Linked DNA regions of Homo sapiens: region 1 is linked to region 2. Evidence: read pairs that join two places in POLR2A ChIA-PET (ENCODE). Cell type or tissue: Panc1. All regions are shown on one strand. Links, peaks and the distances in the headings refer to the core of each region. The heading gives the core; the rest is flanking DNA.

Evidence for each region. ChIA-PET counts read pairs that join two places held together with the same protein. Peaks named below come from ENCODE experiments on the same cell type or tissue, not always from the same donor. Only the 100,000 strongest peaks of a DNase experiment are listed, where the experiment ranks them.
Region 1: POLR2A ChIA-PET joins it to region 2 with 5 read pairs; 2 of 35 experiments call an interaction of 5 or more read pairs at or near these places.

What each region holds. Positions count from the first base shown.
Region 1 is chr5:123,912,700-123,919,197 of GRCh38, forward strand. No RefSeq gene overlaps it. Among named protein-coding and RNA genes, the nearest start is that of CSNK1G3, 400 kb to the left of the region's middle. In Panc1, for the core only: no CTCF peak of the experiment used is centred there; a DNase peak (open chromatin) is centred at 4,262; H3K27ac peaks cover 2,737 bases.
Region 2 is chr5:124,815,603-124,823,686 of GRCh38, forward strand. No RefSeq gene overlaps it. Among named protein-coding and RNA genes, the nearest start is that of ZNF608, 73 kb to the left of the region's middle. In Panc1, for the core only: no CTCF peak of the experiment used is centred there; no DNase peak of the experiment used is centred there.

The DNA of each region.
Region 1 (6,498 bases), core at 1,499-6,498, 900 kb before region 2:
CTTTTTACTCTGCTCTTGTTTCCTAAAGTTCTTCTGCTAACTTGACATACATCTGTATTTTTTTTACATTATTTTCATCATTATTGTCATTAATTTAAAAAATGTTTATGGAAAATATACCTATCTTCACATTTAAAGTCCCTGTGCTCCAACATGGGAAGATACAAAAATGTGAAATACGGTCATGACCTGAAGGAGTTTCCCCTCTAATTGGGGGCACTATGTTCTTAAATGCAACTACTGCCTCCAGATTCTTCCCCTCTCCCACCACCTTTTAGAATGTCACCAGACACACAAATGCAAATTTCCGGGTAACTTGAAAAAGCAATACAAATTTATAAGTCTCTCTTTAATCTCTTTTTCATATCTCAATGAATGGCAAAGGGGAAATGCAAAAGAACCCAACAGAGAGTTGATTTTACTTGAAGTCTTGAGTTCTGCAGAGAAGTCTTGAAGACAGCCTTAACTTTGAATGCACTGCACTAGTAACAAACATATTTATTGGCTTGAGAACAACCTCTGTCCAATCACTGGATGACAGTAAAACTAGGCAAACACAGGGGCAACCCCTTAAAGGCTAATCTTAAAAATAAAAACAATAATAATTTCAAAAATTGAGTAGAGATATCAGTGGCCACACACTGCACATGAAGCAGATTTTATAGGTTTGGACCATACAAATTACAAAAAAACATTTAAAAACACAAACAACCAGCACCAATAAGAACTCTGGGGGAGAAATCAGAATTCATAACTGGTATCATGTATTATTTTTAAAAATTTTCAACAAAAATATAAGATATAAAAGAATAAGGAGAGTATAACTCAGAAAAAAGCAGTAGATCACTCCAATTAAAGATGTTAGATTTAGCAAAAGCTTAAAGCAGCTATTATGAATATGTTCAAAGAACTGAAAGAAATAATGTTTAATGAGTTAAAGGAAAACGTGACAATAATGAATCAGTCAACGGAGAACCTTAATAAGGAGATGGAAATTTTTAAAAAATAGGATTTTTAAAACAAATTATTTTAAGTAAAAACACTGAAAGGCAACCTAAGCAATATCATTCAGGACATAGGCATGAGCAAAGATTTATGACAAAGACACCAAAAGCATTTGCAACAAAAGTAAAAATTGACAAATGAGATCTAATTAAACTAAAGAGCTTCTGCATGGCAAAAGAAACTATCAACAGAGTACACAGACAATCATCAGAATGGAAGAAAAATTTTGCAAACTATGCATCTGACAAAGATCTAATATCCAGCATCTATGAGGAACTTAAACAAATTAACAAGAAGTAAACAAACAACCCTATTAAAAAGTGGGCAAAGGACATGAACAGACACTTTTCAAAAGAAGACATACATGTAACCAACAAGCATATGAAAAATAGCTCAACATCACTGATCTTTAGAGAAATGCAAATCAAAACCACAATAAAATACCATCTCACACCAGTCATAATGATTATTTTTAAAAAGTCAAACTATAACAGATGCTGGTGAGGTTGTGAAGAAAAAGGACACTTATACATTGTTAGTGGAAGTGTAAATTAGTTCAACCATTGTGGAAGACAGTGTGGTGATTCCCTAAAGACATAAAGCTAGAAATGCCGTTCGACTCAGTAATCCCATTATTGGGTATATACCCAAAGGAATATAAATCATTCTATTATAAAGACACATGCATGTGTGTATTCATTGCAGCACTATTTACAATAGCAAAGACATAGGATCAACACAAATGCCCATCAGTGATAACACTGGATAAAGAAAATGTGGTACATACACACCATGGAGTACTATGCAGCCATCAAAAACAATGAGATCATGTCTTTGCCAGGACATGCATGGAGCTGGAGGCCATTATTCTCAGCAAACGAATGCAGTAACAGAAAACCATGTACCATATGTTCTCACTTGTAAGTGGGAGCTAAATGATGAGAACACATGGACCTATGGAGGAAAACAGCATACACTGGAGCCTATTGGAGGGTGGAGGGTAGGAGGAGGAAGAGGATCAGGAAAAATAACTGATGGGCACTAGGCTTAATAGCTGAGTGATGGAATAATCTGTACAACAAACCCCCATGACACAAGTTTACTTATGTAACAAACCTGCACATGTATGCCTGAACTTAAAGTTAAAAACAAAGAACAAAATAGAAATTCTAAAATTAACAAGTACAATTAATACAATAAAAAATGCAATAGAAGACCTCAACAGCAGATGGGAGATGGAAAAAATCCATGAAATAGAAAATAGATAAATAGAAATGATGAACACAGAAAATATTTAAGAAATATGAGCAGAACCTCAAAGACATGTGGGACCATGTTAAGTGTACCAACATGGGTGTAACTAGAGACTCAGAAGAAGAGAAAAAGAAAGCAATGGAAAATATATTTGAAGAAATAATGGCCAGAAAATCCCCAAATTTGATGAAAACCGTTAACTACACATTCAAAAAGTTCAACAAACCCAAAGTAGGATAAATATGAAGAAATCTACACCTAGGCACATCATACTGTTAAAAGACGAAGGAAAAGAAAAAAGTCTTAAAAGCAGCAAGAGAAAAATAGGTAGATAGTCCCTGACTTACAATAGTTTGAGGATTTTTCCACTTTGTAGTGGTGCAGAAGTGATATGCATTACTAGAGACTGTACTTCGAGTACAACCATTTTGTTTTTCACTTTCAGTACAGTATTCAATAAATTATGTGAGATAGTCAGCACTTTATTATGAAATAGGGTTTGTATTAGATTATTACAACCTAGTAGGTGGTGGTCAGGATTCAAACCCAAAACTTCTGATTTCAAGTGTTTCAGAATCTACTACGTGAGGGGCCTAAATCCCATAATTCCCACTTACCTGTGAGAGCATTTTAATGTAAAATAAAGTCTTCTAATCTAAGGGAGGAAAATCATAACATTTGCAGGAGTAAGTTTTAGCTTTAACAAGTTTACCAAGAATGTACAAAATAAAATCTTAACACCAGCCATGGGGGAAGGATAGTGTGGGAGAAATGGCAGTGGGAGTGGGAACGATGGTAATTCTTGGTAGATTTTCTGCCCAAATGGGATGAAATATGCGTAAGACACTTTTGTTATTTTCATTATGTCACAATCATTATAGGATAACTGTTCATGTAATCTATTGTCATGGTACATGGTATTTAATATTTTACCAGTAAATCCTAACAGTATTCTGATAACAGAGGTTGTTTTTATTTGACTTTGTAAATATAAGGAATACAGGTAAAATAACTCTGTGGTAAGTAGAACTTAGAGTTGCAGTCTAAGTACATGGCTGTTGTTCTAATCATGGAAAAAAAATGTTCTGTTGAAATTGCTGCTGCTAAGTCCTTGCTAAAGAGTCTATTCACTATAGAATCAGAGTCAAGTGAATGGAATCGATCATTACAGGGCTCGATAGCAAACTCTGCAGGCTACACATTTTGTATCACAGTCTTTTTCTAACTTCCTCCAGTCATGAGCTGTGGGCATGATTTTCAAGTTATTTGCAACTGGATATTTGACTCTTTAAGGCCAAGAGAAAAAGTATAAAATTTATAGTAATTTTTCTTCCAGTAAAATTAAGTAAGTTACCTGGTTTATTAGGTAAGAGGTAATTTAGTATGCATATTAAACAGTAGATCATTAGCACTTAATTTTTTAAGGTCTTTCACAATGGGGAGAGTGGACAGATGATTTTTGCTCCTTGTTTTCAAATGTCCCAAAGGTCATTCTTTATTTCTCTTTAAGCCATCAGGAAACCAGGCACTCCCGACTTGTATGCCCTTTTTCTCCCCGCGTAGAAGACTGGTTTGACATGTCACAAGTGTTGTACAGGTCATTTGCGTTGCAGAAAGGAACCAGGAAGCCAGTGAAATGTAGCTGCTTTTTAAAAAAAGGTTGAAAAAATCAATAATAAATTATCTTCCTATATAGCAGTTTAGGTTCTTTGCACGTCCCCTCTGACATGTAGATGTAGTTATAAATTGATTTAGTTGGGGACCATAAAGAATCTCGCTTGCTCTGGACTGCCTAGTGAATGTGTATTAGTGAAATAAAAATAACCCACCTTGTCAGAGAGCCTTTCTAGAAGCTGCCGAACCCAGCAAGTTATTTTTATAGTTTAATGAGCTAAGCCCTGGCTTCCACAGGGAGACACAACAAGTGGAGTACTTCATAATTTACTGCTGTAAAGTGATCAGGATTCATGTTGTCTATAAAACATGAAAAACATTCTTCATTCCTTACCAATTAGATCATAGTTACAACTCACAGTTCCTTTGAGCTTAAAAGAAAAAATTTAACTGCTAGACATAAATGAATGCTGTGGTTAAATTAAACCCTTCAACAGCCCAAACAGGCTTGAAAGAAATGCCTTCTGGATGTTATTAACACGCATATTTAAGTGCTATTTTTAAATTTTAACTGCAAGCCATAGCAAGCACAAATGTTTAGAATAGCTATTTTGGCATCGTAGCATTGCTTTCACATTTTTCATCTTTCCTAATTCTTTCCAATAATTATTTCACCTTTTATTATTTTTAAAAAAATTTTTTACAGAGATAGGAAACCTGTTTTATGAAAATAATTGTATTTTGGGAAGCAAAAAGCAATTAATGTCAATGCAGCTTTGGAGTAAAAAGTTCTCTTTTCAATTATCATGTCAACAGAATTGTGTTTCATTTTCCATGAGTATTCTAACATCTGCAGGAACTGAGTATTTGAACTCAATAACTTTTAAAATGTATAATTTATTTATAATTATCATGATATATTTATTATAGAAAAATGTAAACATAACTATAAGGAAGATAATTAAAGCTACCCATACCAACCAAAGTAAAATCTGGGCATAAAACTTTCCAGTGTGTGTATGTGTGTGGGTGGGCGGTGGAGAAAGAGAGAAGGGGAGGGAGAGAAAGAGAGAGAAAGAAGACGAGAGGAGAGGAGAGGAAAGAGAAATAAAGAGGCAAAGAGAGGCAGAAAGAGAGATAAAGAGATTTAGTTTCTTATATTGTCTATATCGCAACAATATATATTTTCTTACAACATTACATCGTTTTTGAACACAAAAATGTATTAGTTTTCTAGGGCTGCCATAACAAAATATCACAGACTGGGTGGCTCTTAAATAAGTGAAATTTATTTCTCACAGTCCTGGAGGCTGGAAGTACAAGATCCACTTGTTAGTAGGTTTGGTTTCTTCTTAGTACTCTCTCCTTGGATTGTAGACTGCCAAATTCTCATTGTGTCCTCAATGACCTTTTTTATCTGTGCATGTACACATGCCCCTGACATTTCTTCCTCTTCTTGTAAGTGTGCCAGTTCTATTTGGTTAGGGCCCTATCCTTCTAAGTTCATTTAACCTTTAATACCTCTTTAAAGCCCTTATCACGACTTACAGTCATCTTGGGGGGTTAGGGCTTCAACATATGAATTTTGGGGGAACACAATTCAGTCCAGAACACATGACTTTAAAAGTTCACATCATAGTTTATCATCTGTGTCTCCTATATTTAAATAATTATGCTGATTTTGAGTAATTAGATTTATTTTTCATTGACAAATAATAATTGTGTATTTTTACATGTGCACACATACACAAATATACAAATACACAAATTACACAAATACAATGTGATGTTTATATATAAATATATAATATATATATGTACATGCATTGTGGATTATATCATGATAATTAACCTATCTACCATCTCCCATACTTATTATTTTTGTGCTGAGAACATTTAAATCTTCTCTTTTGACAATTTTGAAATATATGATATATTATAATTAAATATGGTCATCATTCTGTGCAATAGACCTCAAAAACCTATCCCTCCTGTAGAACTAAAACTTTGTAATCTTTGGCCAACATCTCTCAATTCCCTGCCCTCCCCACCGGCAACTCTGGTAACCATTTTACTCTGTAATTCTGTGAGTTCAACTTTCTAGATTCCACATATAAGTGAGATCGTGCGGTATTTGTCTTTCTATGCCAGACTTACTTTACTTAACATAATAACCTCCAGGTTCATCCATTTTATTGCAAATGTAGAGATTTCCTCTTTTTAAAAGCTGAATAGTCTTTCATTGTGTGTATATGTATGCCACATTTTCTCTATCCATTCATCCGTTGATGAACACTCAGGTTGATTCCATATCTTGGCTATTGTGAATAATGCTGCAATGAACATAGGAAGGCAGCTATCTCTTCAACATACAAATTTTATTTTCTTTGGCTATATACTTAGAAGTAGGATTGCTGTATCATATGGTATTTCTATTTTAAATTTTTTAAGGAACCTCCATGATATGGTTTGGCTCTGTGTCCCCACCCATTTCTCATCTTGAATTGTACTCCCATAATTCCCATGTGTTGTAGGAGGGACCCTGTGGGAGATAATTGATTCATGGGGGTGGTTTCCTCAGTTCACGTGGAAGTGAATAAGTCTCATGAGATCTGATGGTTTTAT
Region 2 (8,084 bases), core at 922-5,921:
CAAACTAAGGCTGAGGTACTTTAAAGGAGCAATGGGAGGTTTGGTGCCAATGGCTCAGATAAATATTTTCTCAGACTAAGTCACTTATACTGCATGAATTCCATGGATGAGACAGCCTCTGAGCTCTTCCTCTGGAGAGTTGCCTAGCATTTCCACCTTGCAAACAGATAAGCTTTTCCTCTGAAGTCAGGGCTGCTGAGGAACATCTATTTCTCCAGGTGTTATAAGGATAGGAAACCCCTGTAGAAGAAAATGCAACGTTGATATACAGAGGGAGGGAGCAGCAATTTGCACCTAAAATGTTTTTAGTCAGTTAAGGCCAAGCTATGGCTTTGGGCTCATAGGAGGAACAATTCCCCAGATATGGTAGACATAGAGATTTGTCAGACAATTTATGTGCAGGTTTAAAAATATCCTATGTGAAATACAAATAAAAAAGATAGTAACTGCTGTGCCACAAGTGGTCTGGTCTACTCTTGTGAAAATGACCATTAGGCTACACTGAATTTTCTTTGTGATTGATTTCCATCAGACCATAACTAGCTACAAAAGTGTGACCGAAGGATGTTTCTTTCTGAAAACAATGTCTACCGTTTTAATGATTTCCAAGCACATCTTTCTCCATGAAACTTCTAATCTCTTTAAATTGCTAGTGAAAGGGGTTTTAAAACATCTAGTTACTGATTCCTGCTTCTTAGAGCTGTAATTCAAAGAGGAGCAGTGCCTCTGATCACTTAGAAGAGACTTTGAGAAGTACCTCTACAAAGACATCTTAAAGTAAACAGAGCAATCTTACTCTGGTCTCTGTCTGTCACTGAGGCATACGTGTGGGAGGACTGATGGCAAACAGCACGGAGCTGATTTCAGTTACAAATAATTTAATCGTTTCTTCTTTCAAGGGGAAGCCAAACAAGGTTCTCCGGAATTTTCTCTGTCTATCAACAAAATGATCTGGTCATCTATGTTCTTTCATTTCAAAAACTGGGACATATTCCAGACTCTGTGGTCTGTCCAGAAATCCCAAAAAATGAGTCCAAGAATCTGAGTCAGGTGTTAGCACCGACCAATTTGTTGGCCTCAGGGTTTTCATTAAAAAGGCAATATGGGCTGGGTGCGGTGGCTCACACCCGTAATCCCAGCACTCTGGGAGGCCTAGGGAGGAGGATTGCCTGAGACCATGAGTTTGAGACCAGTGTGGGCAACACAGTAAGATGCCCCCCACCCCCTATCTCTACAAAAAGAAAAAAGTCAGTATGTTTAAATATCACTCTGACAACCAATTCTAAACACTTTTGGCTCTATTCAACCTAAAGATTGATATTTGACCATATAGATTAATAGTTCTCATTGTCTGCACTTCAGAAACACTGAAGACCTTAATAAAGAAAAGAAAAACGAAGGGAAGAGAATAATATAGATACATAATGAAAAAAATTCAATCCACACAAAAAAGTATACAGTGAATTAATGCTCTCTCCCATCCAAGCTTCAGTTTTCCAGTCTCTAACTCTCTTTCAACTGGGATTAAAAAACATACAGATGCCCAAACCTCCCCTCATTCCCACTGGGTCAGTATCCTCTGGCATGGGTACTTCTGGTAAGTTCCCTGGGTGATCCTATTGCCCAATCAGATTAAGAACCACTGACTTTGATGGTGTGGCAGAATTCCTGGACCTCATGCTGGTGGGAACAGTATAAGATGCGTGGGTCTGGGGACTCACTGAGTATCAGACTTTAGAATTGGAGAACCCTTATTATGTGCACTTGTTAGGGTGAAAAGGTTTTGTGGTACTTGCTTAAGAGGCAGTTTAATATAGTCAAGACAAAACAACACTACAACAAAACAAACTTATGACTTGGGATGTAAGAAAAATCACTAGATATGACTTTACCAATACTTCGTTGTATGACATTGCCATCACATTGGAAAACTTAGGAGGCTGAAGTAAATGAAAGTGTAATGTTTACCTTGCTAATATTCTGTAGTGTAAAAGGTAGATGACCTACCCTGGATCAATCTATACTTTTTTCCTAACACTACCTGGTTTTGTTCAGGTACCTAAGCCCTCTGACATAGCCCAAAAACTTCAAGGGAAGCTGACTCCCACATGGCCTATGGGTGAGGCGGATTGATTGAGGGATAAGTCCTTTTCTCTTTAGGAATGGGTATATGATCCAGTTCCAGAAAATATAAGATGCTGACAGATTTGTAGGAAGTTTCTGAAACTATGAGGATCTAGTTCCTCCCTCCCACCAAATGTGAACAAGAAAGCACCAGAACTCTGACTGGTACTGTGGCCATTCTGTGATTAACGTGGAGTGGACTTTAGTACTGGGCTTTCACTCTGAAGGCAGAGTGAACAGACTAATAGAACCCAGACCCAGGTCGATGTATTGAACGATGTCATCCAACAATGCTGAAGCCCTCACTATATCTGGACTTTCTGATAGATGAGCCAATAAATCTATTGTTTAAACAATTCTGAGCTTAGTTTTCTGTTACTTGAAGCTGAAATCCACCTCAGTAATCCGTCTTATTTAAGTCTAAATCCCTCACTCAAGGTCTTAATTCATTCCCTGCTTTCAGGTATCTTTCATTAGCTTCTTGGCAATTTACCTTGTTTTTATGTTTTTTTTTTTTTTTTTTCAGTTTTATGACCTCCACTCACCCTGATAACTTAGTGACTACTAATCTGCCATTTTTATCATCTCTTCTCTGCCTACTCTTGGCCCATCACAAATTAGCATTTAGACGCGTTGAAGTTTACGTGTATATATCTATATAGCTCTTGTTCACAGTAAGGGGATACTTTACTAGTGACAAGTGGAGAGGAAGCTAATGTACAGTCAGTCACCCATTTTAGAAATCTAAATTGGAAATTGTAAAAGAAATTTCCAATGTCCACTTCCTAGCTTTAATTAAGTAAAGGACCATTTGAATCCTGATGCTAAAGGATCAAGAAATAGATTATTTCATGCAGAATGTAAAAGTTCTTTCTTCTTACCTTGGGGAACTGATTTTATAGGAATTCAGGGGAAGGAAGGGAGGGAGGGAGGGGAAAATCCATTTTTTTCCTAGTTTTACATCTCAGGGCGTTTTCACGTATAACTTCAGTTAAGTCTTACAACAAGTCTGCAAGGTAAGTAACTTTTATCTCCACTTTATGTTTGGGGGCAACTGAAGCTTAAATAAATAATGTTCTCAAGGCCACTCAAATGTGTGTCAGAGCCAGATTTACACCAAGGACTGTAAGACTCCAGAGTCATATATTCTCTACAACTTAAACCTCATCAGCTCTTTGCCCTATCCCTGGCAAGTTTTTCTGACTTTTGCAGTCTTCTCCAGTGGTCTCTTTACTGAGCAAGTGGTCAGTGTCATGGCGACGGCCTTCTAGCTTTGGGCTGCTTGTGGCTTCCATTCCTGGGTAGTTCTGCCCTTCTCCTCAGGCCCTTGGAAGCCAGTGATAACGCCCGGCTGCTTCTCTCCCAGGCAACTCTGGTAAATACAAGGTCACTGAATAAATGGCTGGTTCCCATCAAATATTTCCCTGACTTGATTCCCCTACCATACTTCGGTGGTCTTGTGGTCGCCACATATGAAATTATAGCCCTGGTTATAGTCACCAACCTGGTCTTGTGGATCGTTGCAATTGATTGAATTGTTCACAAATACCCACTACTTGTTTTTATGCTGCATATTTTCTCTGTTTTCTCTTAAGTAATATGTCTCAGCTCTTAGTGAAACCTGCCACAGTGCCCAGGAACACACATTTATATACTCTCTGACATGTCAAGCTTAAAGTATGATGAATCACCCTGAGCAGGCTGGGGTGGCTCTCTTTTTAGAATTATTCCCAACCACGACATCAGAACACTGTAATAATATGGAGAGAAAGTGGATGGGAAGAAGCATTGACAACAAGGAAAGAAAGAAGGGAGGGAGGGAGGGAAACAGATCTGGAATGGTTGAACCTATAGAACTGCTGATACGATTTTATCAATTCTATTTACATAGACATTGTTTTGGCTCAGTGATGTCAATATCAGTACTTCTGAAAATTATATTTAGAGGGTAACAATGTAACGAGATCTAGACATCAACTCAAAGATAAAAGCAGAATTTTCTTTTGGAGTTGCCAGGGGGCATCTGGCCATTCTTATTGAAAAAAGCAATGTCCTGATTTTCTTATTTCTCTCCCACTACTTTACCACCCCCAGTAGTTTGAGGGACATGGGGAAGGAAGAGCACAGATCTCCACATTTCTTGAATGTTTCTCATATGCTAGGAATGTTCATGTCTGTGAATTCATTTGATCATCACAAAAACTGTTCAGTGAAGGTAGGTGAAAATTATTATCCCTGTTTTTTGTCCTTAAGATAAGGGAGGCACATAGAAATTGAGTAATGTTCCCTACCATTGCTAGTGAGTGACTAAGTGGAGACTTGGACCTCCTCTTGTACCAGGCCCTTTGATATGGTTTGGCTGTGTCCCCACCCAAATCTCATCTTGACTGTAGCTGCCATAATCCCCACATGTTGTGGGAGGGATCAGGTGGGAGGTAATTGAATCATGGGAGTGGGTCTTTCCTATGCTGTTCTCATGATAGCGAATAAATCTCATGAGATCTGATGGTTTTATAAAGGTGACTTCCCCTGCACAGGCTCTCTTGCCTGCCGCCACGTAAGACATGCCTTTGCCCCTCCTTCACCTTCTGCCATGATTGTGAGGCCTCCTCAGCCATGTGAAACTGTGAATTCATTAAATCTCTTTCTCTTTATAAATTACCTAGTCTCAGGTATGTCTTTATTAGCAGCATGAGAACAGACTAACACACCCTTCACGTGCATTGTCTCATTTAATTTACACAACACTTTGATGAGGTAGGTAAAATTCTCTCATAGTTCTGGAGGCCAGAAGTCTAAAATCAAGGTGTCAGCAGGGCCATTCGCCCTTCAACGGCCCTAGAAGAGAATCCTTCCTTGCTTATTCCAGTTTATGGTGGCTCCTTGTGTTCCTTGCCGTGTGCCTCTGTTTTCATGTGGCCTTCTTTCCTGTGTCTCTGTGCCTTCTATTCTGTCTCTCCCAAGACACTTTCATTAGCTGAAGGCCAACTCTAATCCAGTATGAGCTCATCTTGGTCTTTTTTTTTTTTTTTTTTTGAGATGGAGTCTCGCTCTGTCGCCCAGGCTGGAGTGCAGTGGCATGATCTCGGCTCACTGCAAGTTTTGCCTCCCGGGTTGACTTTTTTTTTTTTTTTTTTTTTTTTTTTGAGACAGGGTCTCACTCTGTCTCCCAGGCTAGAGTGCTGTGGTGTGATCTGGGCTCACTGCAAGCTCTGCCTCCTGGGTTCACACCATTCTCCTGCCTCAGTCTCCCGAGTAGCTGGGACTACAGGCCCCCATCACCATGCCTGGCTAATTTTTTGTATTTTTAGTAGAGATGGGGTTTCACTGTGTTAGCCAGGATGGTCTTGATCTCTTGACCTCGTGATCCGCCCACCTTGGCCTCCCAAAGTGCTGGGATTACAGGCGTGAGGCCACCAAGCCCAGCCAATCATTTTCTTAATTATATCTGCAAAGACCCTTTTTCCAAATTAGATCACATTCTGAGATTCAGGATGGACAAGGATTTTGGGGAAATACTACTCCATCCACTAGAGGAGGTCAGGAAATCGTACGCTTAAGTTCACAGCTATGTGGCTAAGAATCTAATTACTACCCTTGTTTATTTGATACTAAGTCTTGTTTATAACCACTTCAGAGACAACCCTGGGGATACACAGAGTTAAGTCGTGGGCTTTGCATGGGGCTCAAAGATTTGCAATAATAGTTAGAAAGGAGAGCTAGAATAACAGTTAACTAAAATTAATGTGGCTCTATTTGAGGGCCCCCCACCTAGCAAGTGTGGTAGTGTGGAAATGATAAAAACTGCATGAAGATCTTTGGTGAAACAATCAAAGCTGAAGAACCATGTCTTAGGGGACTCTATTGGGAAAGGGATTAATGTAATGGAGACTATGACAAGTTACTGTGATGGCATAGAACTTAATGCTAAGGCAATAAAGTGAGAAGCTCCCAAGAGTTCACAGGCTTAGAAAATAAATACAAGAGTAGAAGATTTTAAATGAATTAGTGAACACAACATTCTTGGATATTCTTAAGCATTTAAGAAGATCGATAAAAATTAGGAATTACTTTTTTGCACTGTGCTTCTTTAGTGGAGATACATTTGCAAAACTGGTCTTAATTTTAGTCATTGATTTGTAAATATTATACACGGATTATATAGAACTTAGTAGAAATTTCTAGCCGTTCTGCTGTAAGTTTTCTACCCTCTTTCCCAAATCTTGGGAAGAAAAATCATGATTCAGAAATTAGGAGAAAGAATCAAAGAAAGGTCAGAAAAGGTGGAGGGGAGGAGAGGGCATCGAACCAATCTAGCTAATGAAAAACACAGACAAGAAATATGATAACATGGAAATCAGATTTACAATGGTGAATTAAGTCTAAAATTCAAAAGCAGTCTTTACAGTCACTTGCGAAACATTTTTCTTTGATTTCCTTACAAACTTCCTTCTGTTGATAAATTGCAGCATTTTCACCATGGAATGGTTAAGCACTACATTTGGGGCATCCATCACTGAGCGAATCATCCAAATCTAACAAAATGAACATTGTGGTAGTGCTGCTGCAATTCTAATGCCCTGGGAGTCTTCAAGGTGCTCCAGAGAAAGAAAAGGAAAAACTCTGTTGTCAAATGTTTGGAATCAATTAAATCAAAGTAAGACGATCTTGGATTGTATTTATGAAGTCATAAAAACATTTTATCAAAACAGTCATCTAGAGAGTACTCAAGAAACTAAAAATAGAACTACCATATGATCCAGCAATCCCACCTGTGAGTACATATCCAAAAGAAGTGAAATCAATATATTGAGGCAACATCTGCACACCTAAGTTCATTGTAGCATTATTCACAATAGCCAGGATATGGAAATGACCTAGTGTCCATCAGTGGATGAATGGATAAGGAAAATGTGGTATATACACACAATGAAATACTACTCAGCCTTAAAAAAAAAGGGGGGGGGATATCCTGTCATTTGCAACAACATGGATGAATCTAGAGGACATTATGCTAAGTGAAATAAGCCAGGCACAGAAAGACAAATACTGTATGATCTCACTTATATGTGGGATCCAATAAAGTTGAACTATGGTTACCAGCGGCTGGGGTGGGGTAAAAGGATGGGAATGGAGGAAATGTGGAATTGTTAATTAAAGGGTACAAAGTTTCAGAGAGACAGGGAAGTTAGGTTTTGAGATCTATTGCACAGCAGGGTGACTCTAGTTAATAATAACTAGGAGAGTAAATTTCATACGTCTCACCATAAAAAATGATAGGGAAGGTAGATGATGGATATGTGAATCAGTTTGATTTAATCATGCCATGTTGTGTACATATATCAAAACATCACATTGTACCCCATAAATGTGCACAATTATGATTTGTGAATCAAAATAATTTTAATACTAAATTTTTAAATTTCTTCAGGTACCTCAGAAAGGACTCTCTTTCATTAAGAAGTATAGAAAGTGTTTATATATATGTGTCTACTTATGAGGCTAAGAGGGAAAATGTGTTTTTATTTAAGCCTGCCGTTTAAACAATGGAGAGAATAGGCCATCCATTAAGAGTTTGATCCCATCCAACTAGCATCATGTATGAGAACTTATTTGTCCCTTTCACATTTATACTCTAGCCCTGATTTTGCTTGGCAACTTACTGGAGAATTTTCAGTATCTTGAAAGCTCCTTAGTATTTTGAGAATGGCACTGAATTGTTTCCCTTGTAACAGATTTAGCAAGTGAAAAATGGAGGGTTTTTTTTCCCCTCATTTTCAGACATAATCTTGGCAGAATGTTTAAAAGAAAGATAAACAAAATGTCAGGAACACTTACAAAAGAACACTGCAACAGAGATGCAAGAGGTGGCAGGGAACAGAATAAATGGATATTGTCATACAGATGGCAGCTGCTGCTAGATTGTCCAATACAGTGATATTTAGTTTTCTTCCATGGAC